2 separate regions of the Mus musculus genome follow, and region 1 is linked to region 2. Evidence: chromatin loops called from intact Hi-C (ENCODE). Cell type or tissue: heart. All regions are shown on one strand.

Region 1 (8,000 bases), 560 kb before region 2:
AGGATAGGTAAAGATCCTTTCCCAATCTGTTGGTGGCCTTTTTGTCTTATTGATGGTGTCTTTTGCCTTACAGAAGCTTTGCAGTTTCATGAGGTCCCATTTGTCAATTCTCGATCTTACAGAACAAGCCATTGCTGTTCTATTCAGGAATTTTTTCCCTGTGCCCATATCTTCCAGGCTTTTCCCCACTTTCTCCTCTATAAGTTTCAGTGTCTCTGGTTTTATGGGGAGTTCCTTGATCCACTTAGATTTGACCTTAGTACAAGGAGATAGGAATGGATCGATTCACATTCTTCTACATGATAACCACCAGTTGTGCCAGCACCAATTGTTGAAAATGCTGTCTTTCTTCTACTGGATGGTTTTAGCTCCCTTGTCGAAGATCAAGTGACCATAGGTGTGTGGGATCATTTCTGGGTCTTCAATTCTATTCCATTGGTCTACTTGTCTGTCATTATACCACTAACATGCAGTTTTTATCACAATTGCTCTGTAGTACATACAGCTTTAGGTCAGGCATGGTGATTCCTCCAGAAGTTCATTTATCCTTGAGAAGAGTTTTTGTTATCCTAGGTTTTTTGTTATTCCAGGTGAATTTGCAGATTCGTTGAAGAATTGAGTTGGAATTTTGATGGGGATTGCATTGAATCTGTAGATTTTTGGCAAGATAGCCATTTTTACAATGTTGGTCCTGCCAATCCATGAGCATGGGAGATCTTTCCATCTTCTGAGATCTTCTTTAATTTCTTTCTTCAGAGATTTGAAGTTCTTATCATACAGATCTTTCACTGCCTTAGTTAGAGTGACACCAAGATATTTTATATTACTTGTGACTATTGAGAAGGGTGTTGTTTCCCTAATTTCTTTCTCAGCCTGTTTATTCTTTGTGTAGAGAAAGGCCATTGACTTGTTTGAGTTAATTTTATATCCAGCTACTTCACCGAAGCTGGAGTTCTCTGGTGGAATTTTTAGGGTCACTTATATATACTATCATATCATCTGCAAAAAGTGATATTTTGACTTCCTCTTTTCCAATTTGTATCCCCTTGATCTCCTTTTGTTGTCGAATTGCTCTGGCTAATACTTCAAGTACTATGTTGAATAGGTAGGGAGAAAGTGGGCAGCCTTGTCTAGTCCCTGATTTTAGTGGGATTGCTTCCAGCTTCTCACCATTTACTTTGATGTTGGCTACTGGATTGCTTTTATCAATTTTAGGTATGGGCCTTGAATTCCTGATCTTTCCAAGACTTTTATCATGAATGGGTGTTGGATCTTGTCAAATGTGTCCATGTTTTCTATGGAGTCTTCTGCACCTGAGATTCTCTCTTCCATCTCTTGTATTCTGTTACTGATGCTTGCATCTATGTTTCTTGATTTCTTTCCCAGGATTTCTATCTCCAGAGTTGTTTCCCTTTGGGTTTTCTTTATTGTTTCTACTTCCATTTTTAGATCTTGGATGGTTTTGTTCAATTCCATTACCTGTTTGGTTGTGTTTTCCTGTAATTCTTTAAGGGATTTTTGTTTTTCCTCTTTAAGGACTTCTACCTGTTTAGCAGTGTTTTCCTATAATTCTTTAAGGACTTCTACTTGTTTAGCAGTGTTCTCCTGTATTTAAGTGAGTGTTTAATGCCTTTCTTAAAATCCTCTACCAGCATCATGAGATATGATTTTAAATCCGAGTCTTGCTTTTCGGGTGTGTTAGGGTATTGAGGACTCGCTGTTGTGGGTGTTCTGGGTTCTGATGATGTTGTGGATGTTCTGGTTCTGGAGCTTGTTCCTCCTGTGATTCTGTTAGCCTCTGTCAGCACTCCTGGGAGCCCAACTCTCACCTGAATCCCAGTGGTCAGAGCACTCTCTGCAGGCAAGCTCTCCTCTTCCAGGGAAGGTGTTCAGAAGTCTGGAGCTCTGATCCACCTCCTGTGTCCTGGGGTTAGAGCCCTCCCTGGAGGCGGGACTCTCCTCTGGCAAGGAAGGTGCCCAGGGGTCTGGGTCTCAACTCTGCCTCCAGTGATCCCAAAGTCCCAGGTGTAGAGTCCTCTGGGGACCTTGGCACCCTGTACTGGGTTCACGCTGAAGATGGTGCGCAGCTGGCTCTGACAGGAAAGAATTCCATCCTCTGGTAGGGCAGGGTTCCTTTGTCCCTGTTCCTGCTGGCACAAGACCCTCCAGGATTCTTTGAAATTGATTTTGCATTCTACTCACTAGTGATCCTGAGGCCCTTGGTGTGCTAGGGGGCCTGCATCGTGGAGAGTCCTCTAGGGACCTTGGGACCCTCTGCTGGGTTCGCGCCAAAGATGGTGTGTGGCTGGCCAAGAGATTTCTTTTACATTTTCCTACTCTAACAGAGAGCTGTGTACTTGACTGAGAACTTTTGCTGGTCTCTGGGTTTACCCCTACCCCATTAGATTTGATAACTCTTCCTTGATTGATCCTAAATTCTAATTCTTCCACTTTCAGGACATACCCATTTTCAAGATTTGCCAATCAGGGCCTGCTTGGTAACCTATAAATTTGGATACTCAAAGCTATAGAAACAGAACAGCTTACTGCAGGAGCATATAGAAGAAAGGCTGCCTCCAACACTCCCGGGGGATGGATTTGACTGGAGGCTCCCTGGTCCTTCTACTCTGGGCAGGGAGCTCACCTGAGGCTGCTCCAGGATATGGCCAGCAGCTGAGGCAGAGGGTTCATTTCTCCAAGAGTTTGCAGTCTGGCTAAGAAGGGAATTGTCTCTGCAGCTGCTTCCTGACTCCAAGACCCACTGCTGTGATACCTACTCTGATGTAGACTTCCAGACTTGCAGCTTCAGAGCCTTGAGTCCCAGCTTGGCCACCATGCTGGTCCAGTGACCTGCTAGAGCTGTATGCTTTCAGGAACTGAGAGTTCAAATGGCTCTGAATAGTAAAATCCTACATGGCAATCTGTTTAAACTAGTTTTTATCTTGTAAAGGCTGTTAATCCCAGAGTGTCAATAACACGTCTTTGTTGTCTGACCACTCCATTCTTAGAGGAGGGCGGGACAAGAACTTGACTGGAGACAGGGAGAGAGATGGTCTCCACGAAATATTTCACTCCCATGGGGCAAAGGTGGTGGCTTGTCTGCCCTTCATAGGTTTATGCTCTACAAGAAGAATCTACCTTTAAAATGGAAAGGCATGCCGGGCGTGGTGGTGCATGCCTTTAATCCCAGCACTCAGGAGGCAGAGTCAGGTGGATTTCTGAGTTCGAGGCCAGCCTGGTCTACAAAGTGACAGGACAGCCAGGGCTACACAGAGAAACCCTGTCTTGAAAAAAAGAAAAATTGGAAAGGCATGTACTGCGCACTTAATCAGACCTAACACGGAGATGGATGGGGCATAGACAAGACACTGGCTTGAATATTTTTGGAAGTATAAGGAACTAATAGTGGTTGGTCCTGACAAGGGGACCAAGGAGCCAGGAATCTTGTTTGGGTAGGAGGCTAAACTGTCTGTCTGTCTGTCTATCTATCTATCTATCTATCTATCTATCTATCTATCTATCTATCTATCTATCTACTTTTTTAGGCAGATCCTTAAGTAGCCTTGAACTGCAGATCTCCCTGCCCACATCACCCTCCAGCTGGCATGTAATTACAGGCATGCATGAGCGTGCCCAATTCAGGAATTTCTTTTGTTTCATTTTTAACTTCTTTTATATTTAGCCTTCTCTCCACTTGGCTCTTTCTTATCCAACCCACCAACCCCATTATTGTGCCATCAGCCTTTTGTAATACATTCCTAACCCAGGACTTCTACATTTACTGTCCTGTGGATCAGTCTTCCTCCTGAAGCTGGCCCAGCACACTCCCTCATCTCCTCTAGTAACGCTTATCCTTACTTTGCTGATTCCGCTGTATGTAATGATCCCTTCCCCTACTCCCTAATCCCCTTAATAACTTTGTTAGGCAGCTTCACCTGATACTATGCTTTTGCTGGTTGGTTTGGCGTGCGAGTCCCTTGTAGAAGACCACCTAGCACATAAAAACCATACTTTTGAGGTTTAAAAAAAAGGCACAGATTATTCCTCCAGTAGAAACGATGTTAAGAAATGAACGTTTGATGAATTAAGTGTTCCATGTTTGTTTTCAGAGGAAAAACTCGCAACTTCTCATTGCACACACTTAGTCACGCAAGTTCTTTTGCGTCATCCATAAAGTGCCTTCGACCCAAGTTTCCTTTGTGCCTCATAAAGATGGGAAATAATCACTTCGCAGATTAGGAAATGTAAGTGAAAGTGCTGTGGTCACGCCCGCGGTGGAAGAGTCCCGGAAAGCCCAGAGCAAAGTTCCCAGGCCGAGTCCACAGGGAACTCGTTGGCGCTGGGCTGGGAGTGCGGCCGCCGCCGTTGCCATGGGAACCGTCCAGCGTCTGGCGCGCCTGCCCGCGGGCCCCTCCTTCCGCGCCGGCGATAGGCTGAGAGCGAGCCAATCGGAAGAAGACGAAGAGGCGGGGCGCGGAGCCAAGAGACACCCCGCCCCCGCAGCCTCCGTGCGGACTTCCGGGTCGCGGTGTTCGCAGGGAGCGCTCCACGTAGAGCGTCGTTTCCGTTGCCGGTGTTTGCAGCTGGGGAAACCGAGGCAGTGCCAGCTTCCCCCTAGTTCTTCCGCTCCTGTGAGGTGGCTGCTGTTTTATTTTTCTCTCACTCTGAGTTGCTGGCGTGCGGCTGCGCAAGCCTCGCTGGCGTCCCGCGGATAACCCGCAGGGTGCGGGGGCCGTCGGGGCTTTGTGCAGCGTTCCCGCGCGCGAGAGGGGCGGGACGGCGCGGTGCCCACGGGGCTCGCACTCGGTTTCCCGAGGCCCTGGGGCTCGGCGGGACGGCCTGCCTGCGCCTGGCACTTCTGCCCGCTTCGTCCCGACAAGCGCCGACGGGATGACTCATTTTAAAGATCCTGATCCGCGTGTCTGGCACCGACACCTGGTGCCTTGCCTTGCGGGGATTTCGAATTTGACAGCTCCTCGGGCCCGGGCGCAGAGAGGGTGTGTCTGCGAATCCCAGGGCTGGAGTTCCCGGTATCCCTCCTCCCCTTCGTTTAGCACCCGAAAAGAGTTTTATTGCAAGATCAGTTATATCAAGTGTATAGATTTTGTGGGGTTTTTTGTTTTTTAACCTCTTGGTGTCTCTGCCCTTCACCTACTGACTAGAACAATGATGAATTCGTCAGGATGCCATCTGCTCGGTTTCCCAACCTGTATGCTTCAGTTTGTAAGCCACTTGTAGTGTTTTCATTTGTCGGAGTCAGCTGACAGGGACAGCTGGGCGCGCTCTCAACCAAGGCTGAGAAGAGCTCATTTTTTGGGAAGCCACATCTGATGTGTGGTAGATTTGAAATTGTTGCTCGGTTGGTCCTTTTATTCTTGAACTTCTTTGTTCCAAGTTTCAAGGGATGAAAAACGGAAGTATGAATCCAAAATATTAAATATAATATTTGGCAAAAATGAAATGTGGTTATTCTTTTTAGCGATTAAATAATTTGGCCAGTTATTTGGCTACTTTTTACATTTTTTTTTCAAGTGACCATTTGGCAAATCATTATTTAAGCTGTTGTATGTTATTTCCTTGCCTGATGAATTAAACACTCACAAAATAGACACAATGGAATAATATATTTCATTATCATTTGGGGAGTTGGATCAACTTAATTTCTTTTTCAGTTTTATAATTCCAGTTTGAGACCGTTAAGCTTGTGTGTTTATATCCTCTTTCCAGGGAAACATGTTCGTGTCTCTGTGGGAGTTTTTCTATGGACACTTTTTCCGATTTTGGATGAAATGGCTCTTACGGCAGATGACTGGGAAATGTGAATTGCAGCGAATTTTTGACACCTATGGAGGGGCACAGAGGACCTACAGAATAGGTAATACCTTCAAAATAAAGAAAATTCAACATTAATTATAACCTAACTGAATTCTTCTGCTCACCCCATGGGAGTTTGATTTGAGCGAGTCACTGCAGCTGAGTTTCTTAAGCTTTGTGGTCTTTAAGTTCTTTTCATTCTACTACTGACTATTGAATTGAGCACTGAATATATAAAAAGAAACTTCCTAAAACATCCCATATGTATCCAAAAAACGAGCCTTTTGGGTGTCTTAAAAATGTATCAGTTATTATTCAGATTATATTTTCAATTGTTTACTAGAAAATTATTCTCTCTTCCATTTGAAATTTTTACACAAATGTATGAGGTAAAGATTGAAGAGTACCCCCTGGAGCTCGTGTCTCTAGCTGCATATGAATCAGAAGATGGCCTAGTCGACCATCAGTGGAAAGAGAGGCCCATTGGTCGTGCAAACTTTATATGCCTCAGTACAGGGGAACGTCAGGGCCAAGAAGTGTGGGGGGGGGGTGAGGGGGGAGGGCATGGGGGACTTTTGGGATAGTACTGGAAATGTAAATGAAGAAAATACCTAATTAAAAAAAAGATTGAAGAGTCAGTTATCTGTTTTCCTACTTTGAGGCCTCAATAATCAGTCTTCTCACTTTTGACTCTTATTTCTGAATGGACAGATTACTCATTGGTCCTAGGAAAGACTTTTAGAACCTACTTGGTCCAGGCTCACAGTGATGGCCACATGGTTCTGAGCACTTGAAGTCTGCATGATGTTAATTGAGTTGTGCTTTACCTGTAAGATACCCACTGGATTTCAAAGACTTATATGAAAAAATGTGTAAAGATGTATGATAATTGTATTTGTAATACAGTCAAGTGATAATATAAGTTGTTAGAGCAATAAAAATTGCATGTATTTTGTTTTAATATAGCTGTGGAAATGTCTATGGTATACATGGGGCTCAATTTGGCTTGTGTTATATTTCTGTCAAATGACAGTTTTTCAGTGTTTAATTGAAAATGTTGTTCTGACTTCAAACTCAGATGGCTGAGAAATGTGGTTTGAAGTTACTGTAGAAATGGTAAGAGAGACCTGGGCGGAGCCACAGCTCATGATGCTGTGTTAAGTAGAAAGTCAAGAATTAACCAGCTCCTATTTTGTGTTGATCAAAAATGCCTTGAATAAGGAATTGATGCTCTTTACGTCCAAGGGAGTGAGGTGTGGACAGCAGACCCTGTACCCAGGATGACAAGGAAGAATGGCAGAGTGTCTTGTGGCTGAATGAGGCATAAAGCACAATTCTGCACACACACACACACACACACACACACACCCCTGCACACACACTTGCTCAGAAGAACCAAGTGCCTCTTAACACAGACCTCTGCAGTCTGTACTGGTTGGCACTTTACAGTGTGGGGAAAGAGCATATTCAAAGGTTTACTTTGAGGCAAAAAGCATCTTTCTTACAATTCTCAAAAGGAGAGTGTTCTTAATAAATTCTTAAACTTTTTTTTAACAGACCAATACAAATGTTGCCATTCTTAGAAGAGAAACCAGGAATGCAGAGGCTATTCGCTCTTTGCCTAGTGAGAGGAGAGCTGGCAGACAGTCTGCTCCTTTGTTCTTGTACTGCTGAGTTGCGGGCCGCTTGCTCAGACTGACAGAGAAGAGGGTGTAGTGGGGGATATAGTCTTCAGATGAATTTCTGAGATCTTAGCAGTGGGCAAACACCCCCACTCTGGCGGTCTGCACAGAAACACACAGTTCTGGGAAAATTAGATTGTCACCAGCTTGGTACTGCATTTGGGGGATGATGGTTCCACCTTTTTCTCTATCCTGTAAGATTTTGAGATGATTGTTGTGTTGTTCATGTGGGAATTGTACCTTAAACTGCAGAAGTGATTTATCGTTGCTGTTATAGTTTTACTATTTGATTTTGGGTAATTCAGAAAATGTGTTCAAGTGGTAACTTTTTTTTTTTTTTTAATTTCAGAAAATTCCTTGACATATTCCAAGAATAAGGTAAGAGCACATTAAAATGCTAATTCTAGAAAACTTAACCTAAGTGTAGTTTTTTCTTTGAAAAGAACATTTTGATTTCAGGATTATGTTTACTGCCTTTGCTATGAGAAACTGTGAGTTAAGTGT
Region 2 (8,000 bases):
TGGGTCACCTTGACACCAGCGGATCTCCTCTCATGACAATGCTGTGATTCCTGCTCTCCATGGACCCTTCCGCCTGTGAGTCTTTTTAAGCCTTCTCTGCAGTTGCACTTGCTTATTTACTTATGACTGATACTGTAAAATATTATCTTAATTAACATAGTGAAGCTTTCCGATACATAATGATATACTCCTCCTGGTTGGGTTTAAATAGCCTAGGCTTTGTGACTATCCCTTTAAGTATATCACTCCATCAAATTCCATTAAAAATCTGTTGTCATTTGACTTTAATTATTTCTTGGTGTTATTTTATGTCTGTGTAGTTTCTATACCTGAATTTGAATTTTATAGTTTTACACTTGTGGTTTAGAATCATCCTATACATTAAATGAATTAATTATACATTTGTCATATAGATCCCTCCTCTCCTTCAGATTCCGTTTTCTTGTTTCTAAAGCACACCATTTGGAGTTCTATTATTGAGGGTCTGAGCTGTAGAATACTTTGAATATTTATTCTGTAATTAATAAATGTCCTTCTCCAGAGGTGAGAGTCTGTGTAGCTGAGCTGGCTGGAATAGAGCAGGCTGACCCTAGTCAGCTGTCCAGTCTTTTCATTAGTGGTGTACCTCAGGACACTCTTTCCTTTGGTTGTCCTTATGCAAAACGAATGTCAGAGTCTTACAATGTTCCAGTTCATCTACCCTAAGTCAGCATAACACTGAAGGGATGTCTCAGATTCAAAGCCAAGGCCTTCACTGACAGTATAATTTAGGTCATCCCTTCCCTCTGTCCGATCTATTACAGCACGTTCCACACCTGTTGTTCCCAAATGCTTTCCCAAGCAGACTGTCTCTACTTAATGCTGACTCGGAGTGTCTTTCCAAGGCAGTTAGTGCCAGAGCTGGTCCATAAAAGATAGGATTTATGACTTGAGTCATGGCAACTTTACTGCTCTGAGGACCTCTTACTGGTGACAGGCATAAGACAGATAGTCCTTGGCACAAGGTAGCAGTGCAGTGGTTAAAATCTTTATCAGTAGTGAACTGGGATGGTATTCTAATAGAAGGTAATATTCTAATAGGTACAATGTGTCAAATGCTTGGAAAATATGAGAGAAACAGTGATCTTAAGGACAAGAGCAATATCTGATGCTAAGTAATTATTTGAGAACAGAAAAAAAAAGCCAAAGTGCTTAATTGGATTTTAAAATCTAACAATAAAATGGAGTGGGTTTCTGCTAGGAAGTAAAGAGGCTTTGATTCTGCAGTAGGAAGGCAGGGAAAAAAAAGAGAGAAACAAGTCCAATTCTTAATCCTAAGAGTGGCCACGCTCCAGAGATTAACCACAAAACTCAAGGAGCATAGATGTTCCAGGGTTAGGATGTCCGTCAGACGGAGACTCTGATGCAACAGGCTGGGTTGTGACACTGAGAATCTTACATTTCCAGTTCTCCTGAATCCTCTGAGCTTGACTGTGGTCCAGTTTTCCAGTTAATAGTTGGTGCCTGTGACCATGACAGCCAGTAGAGTGATGTGTGGAAGGCACAGGAAGACCTTTGTCTCTGCATGACTCAGCAGCCAGTGTAGGTTCAGATTTGGGGAGTCTGGCTCTTAGTTGTTTATTTTATGCAAATTTAAGCACAGGACAATTTGGTGACTATCTGATGATAATTAACTCAATCTCTTGTTCACAACAAAGCATCACACATCTCCTCGAGGAACAAAGTAAGTTAAATACAGATGAGGCATGACGACGTGGAAGTTTTTGGTAAAGTTAATAAAGATAGTCTACAGATTGACTGGCAAAATCAGGTTGTTGATTGGCCGAGAAAAACATATATATGAAAAGGGTCTGAGGAGAATCCGGTGCCTGAAAAGTCTCTGGCCACACAGGTAGCACAAAGGTCACCAGGCTGGAAAGCCGTCCGCTACAGCCTTCAGGGTAGATAGCAGGTACTGCATTCCTTCCCTTGAAGGAACAACTCTGTGAGTTTAGCCTTCCAGGTTCCTCCAGTGCCTATCCCTGAGCACAAAGACCTTGTCTCCCGTAGTTAATTCCTAATCTTCTCTGTTATTTGGAACCCACACAGATGCCTCCTTAGTCTGCCCCCAGCTCCGTCTAAACACTAGGCATATGGCTAAGGTTAAGTTAGAACATAAGTTGGCACAGATACTGTAATGAATGGCAAGGGCTATGTGGGCAGTGGTGAGGCTGATGTTCTGCAGAAGGCTGAGTGAGGAGGCAGGCAGCTGCTAGAGTATAGTGTTCCTACCGACAGAGTGGAGGGGCAATAAGTAAAGCTACTGCTCAGCTTGTACAAGTATAAGAACAGGGAAGAAGCCAAATGTGGTGGTCCACATCTGCAATCCCAGCCCTTAGGAAGCTGAGACAGGAATGTGGGCCACACAATAAGATTATAGTGAAGGAGGAGGCGTCATCGTGGTGTGAAGGGTGGAAGGGAGCACGTGGAACTTGAAAGCACATGATCAAGGAGATGTTAATATTCCAACGCCGAGCCAGGGTTCCTTCACTTATCTACGTGTTTCATACAGGAAAGTATTATCAGTTTTGCTTGTGAATATTATTTAAATTAATATGGAATAGATTTACTAGTATTGTTTTTTAATGTGGGATTTACAATTTTAATCAATTTTAAGGTATCAATAGTCATTCTGATGCCAGGCAAACATTCAATCACTGAACTTTATTCCAAGCCCAGGAGAATACAAACACTCAAGCCCAAATACCTATAGAATTGTGGGTCAAGCTGCATCTTATCTATGTGTTCTTTTTCTTGTGTTACCTTGTTAAGGGCACACAGGCAAAGTGCCTAAAACGTAAGGAGCAAGCCCATGACTATATTAGCTGTTGTTGACACTTTGTGTTTGTGAAAGAGTATCAGGTCTCAAAGAAGCTAGGGACAAATGGTGAACTGTGGCTCTATTAGCATATCAAAGCACATGCTGGCCAGACACTCAGAAACCCGGGGCTCCAGTTAGCTCAGCTCACTTCACCCTCTCCCCTAAACTTGTCTAGCTCCTGGACTTCCCTTCCCTCAGCTTCTTATTCTGCTAGAATGCTGCCATTGTGTCTGTGAGCTTTCTTGGCTCCCTTGTCCTCCTGGTCCCCTCTCTTGGCTCTCTCTTCTTTGTTCTTTTTCCCTTCTCTCTCCCTCTCTTCTCTCATGCTTCGTTTATAACTTTCTCTCCTTCAGATGTCTCTGGCAGCATTCTCCCTCACATCTACAATAAAATTCTCTCCTTACTCATACTTGGGAGCAGTCATGTCCTCATTTTATACAAAGAGGAGATGGTGATGTCTGTTGAAATTGATATAAGTGGTGGAAGCTTGAAGAAAACAAGTATGTTTTGATTATGATTAAATATTGTGGTAAATGGGAATAAGAGATTAGGGAACTATAGGAGGACAGAAGGGGAATCCTGAGAGGCTTGAGTTTAGTGACATAGACTCCTGTTTATGTATCAGCACCCCATCCCCCAAAACCCCACCCAGAAAATCAATAGGAGGGAAAAGGTACATCATTTAATGATCAGTAGTACAAAAACTATGATAAAAACTGTGACTAATGAGATGGGACTGTTTTATTAAGTAGAACTTGCAGAAAAAAAGACTGAAAAGGATGACTAAACAAGAGAATACAGAACAGAGCACAGGGTAGGAGCCTAGTAAGCCAAGACATTCATATTTCATTGACAAAACTGAGCTCTCTTCAGAGAAAGGCTTGAGGTGTGGTTATGAAAGCGAATTCCTGGAGTGCAGCAAAGATGATAACAGAAGGGGTTGGAAAAAAAGAGAGAGACCAAAACGAGTTGTCTTCCATTGGGATGTGAATGTGGTAAAGACAGAAGATGGCCTTGTTGGACATCAGTGGGAGGAGAGGCCCTTGGCCCTGAGGGTGTTTGATGTGTAGGAGAATGCAAGGGCTGGAAGCCAGGAGTGGGTGGGTGGATAGGGGAGCACCCTCAAAGAGGCAGAGGGAGGGGGATGGGATAGGGAGTTTTTGGAGGGGAGACCTGGAAAGGGAAAAACATTTGAAATGTAAATAAAAAAATATAAAAAAAAGTGGGTGGATATAACACAGCTCCACTCAAATATAGAAGGTGATAGGCAGTAAGTGATACTCACATGCAGTACTGGGAGTAATGTCAAGAACTTCCTCCCCAAAGGTAAGGTGGGAGTGAGAGTGGAACATTTACCTTCAGTGTTATTTAAAGCAAACAGTCTTGTAGGGAAGCATAGTTAGATCTCAGCCTCGGAGCAGAAGCAGAGAACGTGGGAGGATTTGCTCACAATGGAACAGAATGCACACAGCAGAGGCCAAGCAAGACACCTCCGAACTCAGTGTTGTGAGACATTAAAAAAAGCGGGGGTGGGTGGGTGGGGGGGAGGAGTGGAGGGCTCTGCAGTTTCCTGTGAGCACGCCTATAATCCTAGTGCTGAGAGACAGAGGTAATGGAGTCGTGGCTTCAAGGCCAGGGTTCCATTCATTATGTCTCAGAAAATAACAACAACAAAAATTAAAAATGTGCCATGTGAGGCTTGTCAGGCTCCCAGAAAGGAAAAGGATTTCAGAAGAGTCAGGCAAAAAATTGCTAGCAAAGTTCTTGTTCTCCTCTCAAAATTTTTTGTGGGCTCGTCTTTCTTTTCCTTTTGGACTTTTTAGCTCTCTGAGTTAAATAATAAAATCAGAATGACATAGCAGAGGCCTTGAGATGCGGCAGCTCTCTGCCCTCTACTTTCTTTGCAACGCTGGAGCCTCTTTCCATTGTAGCAAGTCCACTTCCGGGAAGGCGGGTCCTCCCCGAGGAGGGGGCGGAACATGCGGGATTCTTCCTGTTGACGTGTTCAACCTGGGCGCTCTGACATAGCAGGATATCCGGTCTCGCTCCCACCGTTGGAAACGGGCTGCTTCTGCCGTTCTAGCCCGCGGCTCGCCCTCTCCTCCGCGTCCTCGGCCACTGCGGTGAGTGGCGCGTCCCCGTGAGGCCGCGCGACGTGGGTGGGTCTGGAGAACGTGAGGGGCCCTCGGGCTGCTGGCGGGTCGCGAGCCGCGTGGCTCTTCCCGCGCCCCCGCCTCCTGGCCTCCCAGAGCCTGGAACCCAATGTCGCTCTGCTGTCACCAGGATCTAAGCTTGAACTCAAAGAAATCTCTCCTCGTTGGCACAAACAGATTCGAGGAAAAAAATAGGTCTGAGATGTCTTAGTGGGTACAGAATTCATCCACGGTCACCCGTGGCCACTCAGCCACATGCTCCAGACTTCCCTTTTAAACACTGAAGGAAGGCCCCGTGGCGTGGCCAGCATGATTAACCACTGATTAGCTCTGAAGACTGTCCTGTCCGAAAGGATTGGGGCACCAGAGTGAGAACACAGAAGCCTGGTTGTCTCTGTTGTAGTTTTTCTGTGTGCTGAAAACCAGCACTGTAAGGTTTGATGTCTGTGTGGGAAACAAACTCCAAAGCATCTGACTTGTCGAAACTGTTGCATCTAGGCACGAGGGACAGGCAGCGAAAGCCACTGTAGTACCTTAGTCTCTTAAGAGAAAATGGGTTTGTTTGCGGTCAGGCCTTGGGTTGCTGGTTATTTGTTTAGATACCATGTAGGTGACAGTGTACTGTATAATACTGTATGTCAACAGCATTAGGGCTGAGACTGTATAGCTCAAAATGGTTATTTCAACTTGGCACAAAACAAATATTTTTAGTCATTTCTTACTAATGGTGCATACATAGGTTTTTTTGAGTGAAGAGAATAATTAGGGTGAGAAAACAATTACTCTAGCTGTTTGGTTGAGGTCCTTGATGCTTATGCTGTGTGAGAGTTTGGAAGCCCAGAGGAGGGCCTTAGTTTAGGAGCCTGCAGCTGGAATAATGTGTGTGTAATGTTGCTAAAGGCTTCAGATGGGATGAGGTGCATTTAAAATTGAAAGACTGATTTAATATTTAAGGAAAGTATAGATGCTGTGTGACTGAACGCATCAATTATACCTTTCCTGTTTTCTTGTTTAGAAAGAAGGGAACATGCCGAAGAAAAAGACCGGTGCGAGGAAGAAGGCAGAGAACCGCCGAGAACGCGAGAAACAACTGCGAGCATCAAGAAGTACTGTCGACCTAGCCAAACACCCATGCAATGCTTCAATGGTGAGAGCTTTTTAAAGCAATGGCTGGTGGCTGAATGGAGGACTCTGTAGTACCATATATAGGTACCTAAAAAACATGATCAACTATGGTGTGCCCCTGTGAAGAACCTGTTAAAGGTGTCCTCAGTATTTTACTGAGTAACAATGATATTTTTATTGTTGTTAGAGTATGTATTATCAAGCCTGGCGTATCATGAATTACTGGTGACAATAGATGTTGAAGGCGAATGGGTGACAGGAACTGAGTGGGAGGCTCCAGCTTTTTTTATATATTCTTTAGCTCAGTTTTGATCATTTTCTCCTAGCCAGTCTCCATTCACTGAGTACCCTGATTTTTAGACATTTCCCATGTTCTTAACTAATTTGCTAGTCTTGAAAAAGTCAGATTGTTTTAAAATACTTCATTTTCATGACTTAATTTAGCAAATGTTTATCATTCAGGGGACCGAGTGTTCTGCCTGGGACTCTGGGTGCACCAATAATGGCAGATGATGGCAGATGGCGCACCTCCCTCTTTTGTATGTTTGTAGGATTCCCTAGTGTGTACTACTTTCTAGGACTCATTTGTTTATGAATGACAGAAACAATTTAACCTAGGGAAAAGCACCTCACTACCATAGTCCCTCCAAGTAGTGAGAAGAAGAAAGGAGCTAAGACTTGGGGACAGCTAGGCCTTGGGCCGCCCTCTGCTCTTGTTTCTTTGGCTCCTTCTGCCCCTGAGGATTGCCATGTTTTATTTGTGCAGCTTCTTGGTTTCTGGTCGAGTGCTTATATCGACCATATCTCCTATTGTGGAGGTCACAGACAAAGATTTCTCATAGGTTGGGCTCGTGCCGTTTTTTTGTCCCAGGACTGATTTATGATGTACAGGTCAGATGTCATGGTACAGATGTGACAGAGGGGATTGTGTTGTTGAATGTCAGGTTCTTTTGAGAAAAGAGGCGTGCTGGCAGACAAGACAGTGACTGGCGTGCGTACGTGCATGTCATGGAGTAGATCTTGGTATTTCAGTAAAGGGAAAGGAGCAGAGTTAGTGAGGCCTGCGGAGAAGAGGCCGGGACATGTTGGGGAAAGGCTGAGCAGTGGTGCCTTGGCTCCAGAGAGTGACAGACTGGAGAGCTTCGAACCCCGCTTAAATGGACATGCTGTGATCTTTAGTATTTCCTGTCCTTTATTCCTAGCACCCACACAATATTGGCAGATCGGATGGTTTTTAATTAAAATAGAAAATTGAGCAGGAATTTGTTTGTTTTCTGTAGTATTTGCTTTCTTTAAAACAACCAAAAGGGAATCTAGTATATTTTAACTTTTTTTGTAATATGGCTTTTTTCCCATCATTGATCACAGAGTATAAGTTTTTTTTTTACTTTTGCTAGTGGAGTATGTACAACATTTTGTACACATAGGCTGAGCTGGAAGTGGGATGTAGAACCTCTTATAGTTTAATTTGAGTCTTTATGATATAAGTAAATGTTCCATTTTAGGCTAGCAGAAAATTAATGTTATGCTTTAAATTCTACAGGAATGCGACAAATGTCAGAGGTAAATTTTCTTTTTCTTCCTGCATGAAATTGTCCTTGTGTGCTTTCTGTTGCTGTGCTATAACACTTGGGGAGGAAAGGGTTCATTGCATCTTACATTGATGAGGGAAGCCACGGCAAGAGCGCAAGGCAAGAACCTTGGGGCTGGAACTGATGCAGAGATGGTGGAGGAATGCTGCTTACTGGCTTGCTCCAGACTCAGGTTTAGCTGCCCTTCTTACACAACCCAGGACTACCTGCCAGTGTGGCACTGCCCACGGTACACTAGGTCCTCCTCCATCAAGTAGCAGTTGAGAAAAT

Evidence for each region. Peaks named below come from ENCODE experiments on the same cell type or tissue, not always from the same donor. Only the 100,000 strongest peaks of a DNase experiment are listed, where the experiment ranks them.
Region 1: a loop joins it to region 2, with 3 times the contacts of the local background. A loop is called at or near these places in 2 of 42 quality-filtered maps.

Annotation. Positions count from the first base shown.
Region 1 is chr8:83,328,986-83,336,985 of GRCm38, reverse strand. It overlaps Elmod2 (ELMO/CED-12 domain containing 2), which reads left to right and starts at 4,500. Exons shown (of 9, transcript NM_178736.5): 1 at 4,500-4,636; 2 at 5,728-5,875; 3 at 7,846-7,874. The coding sequence starts at 5,734. Gm32327 (predicted gene, 32327) reads right to left here and starts at 4,367. Exons shown (of 2, transcript NR_168721.1): 1 at 3,936-4,367. In heart, no CTCF peak of the experiment used is centred here; a DNase peak (open chromatin) is centred at 4,405; H3K4me3 peaks cover 1,834 bases; H3K27ac peaks cover 1,104 bases; H3K27me3 peaks cover 696 bases.
Region 2 is chr8:82,771,040-82,779,039 of GRCm38, reverse strand. Zfp330 (zinc finger protein 330) reads left to right here and starts at 4,895. Exons shown (of 10, transcript NM_145600.2): 1 at 4,895-4,983; 2 at 6,029-6,160; 3 at 7,682-7,701. The coding sequence starts at 6,041. In heart, no CTCF peak of the experiment used is centred here; a DNase peak (open chromatin) is centred at 4,839; H3K4me3 peaks cover 1,888 bases; H3K27ac peaks cover 1,719 bases.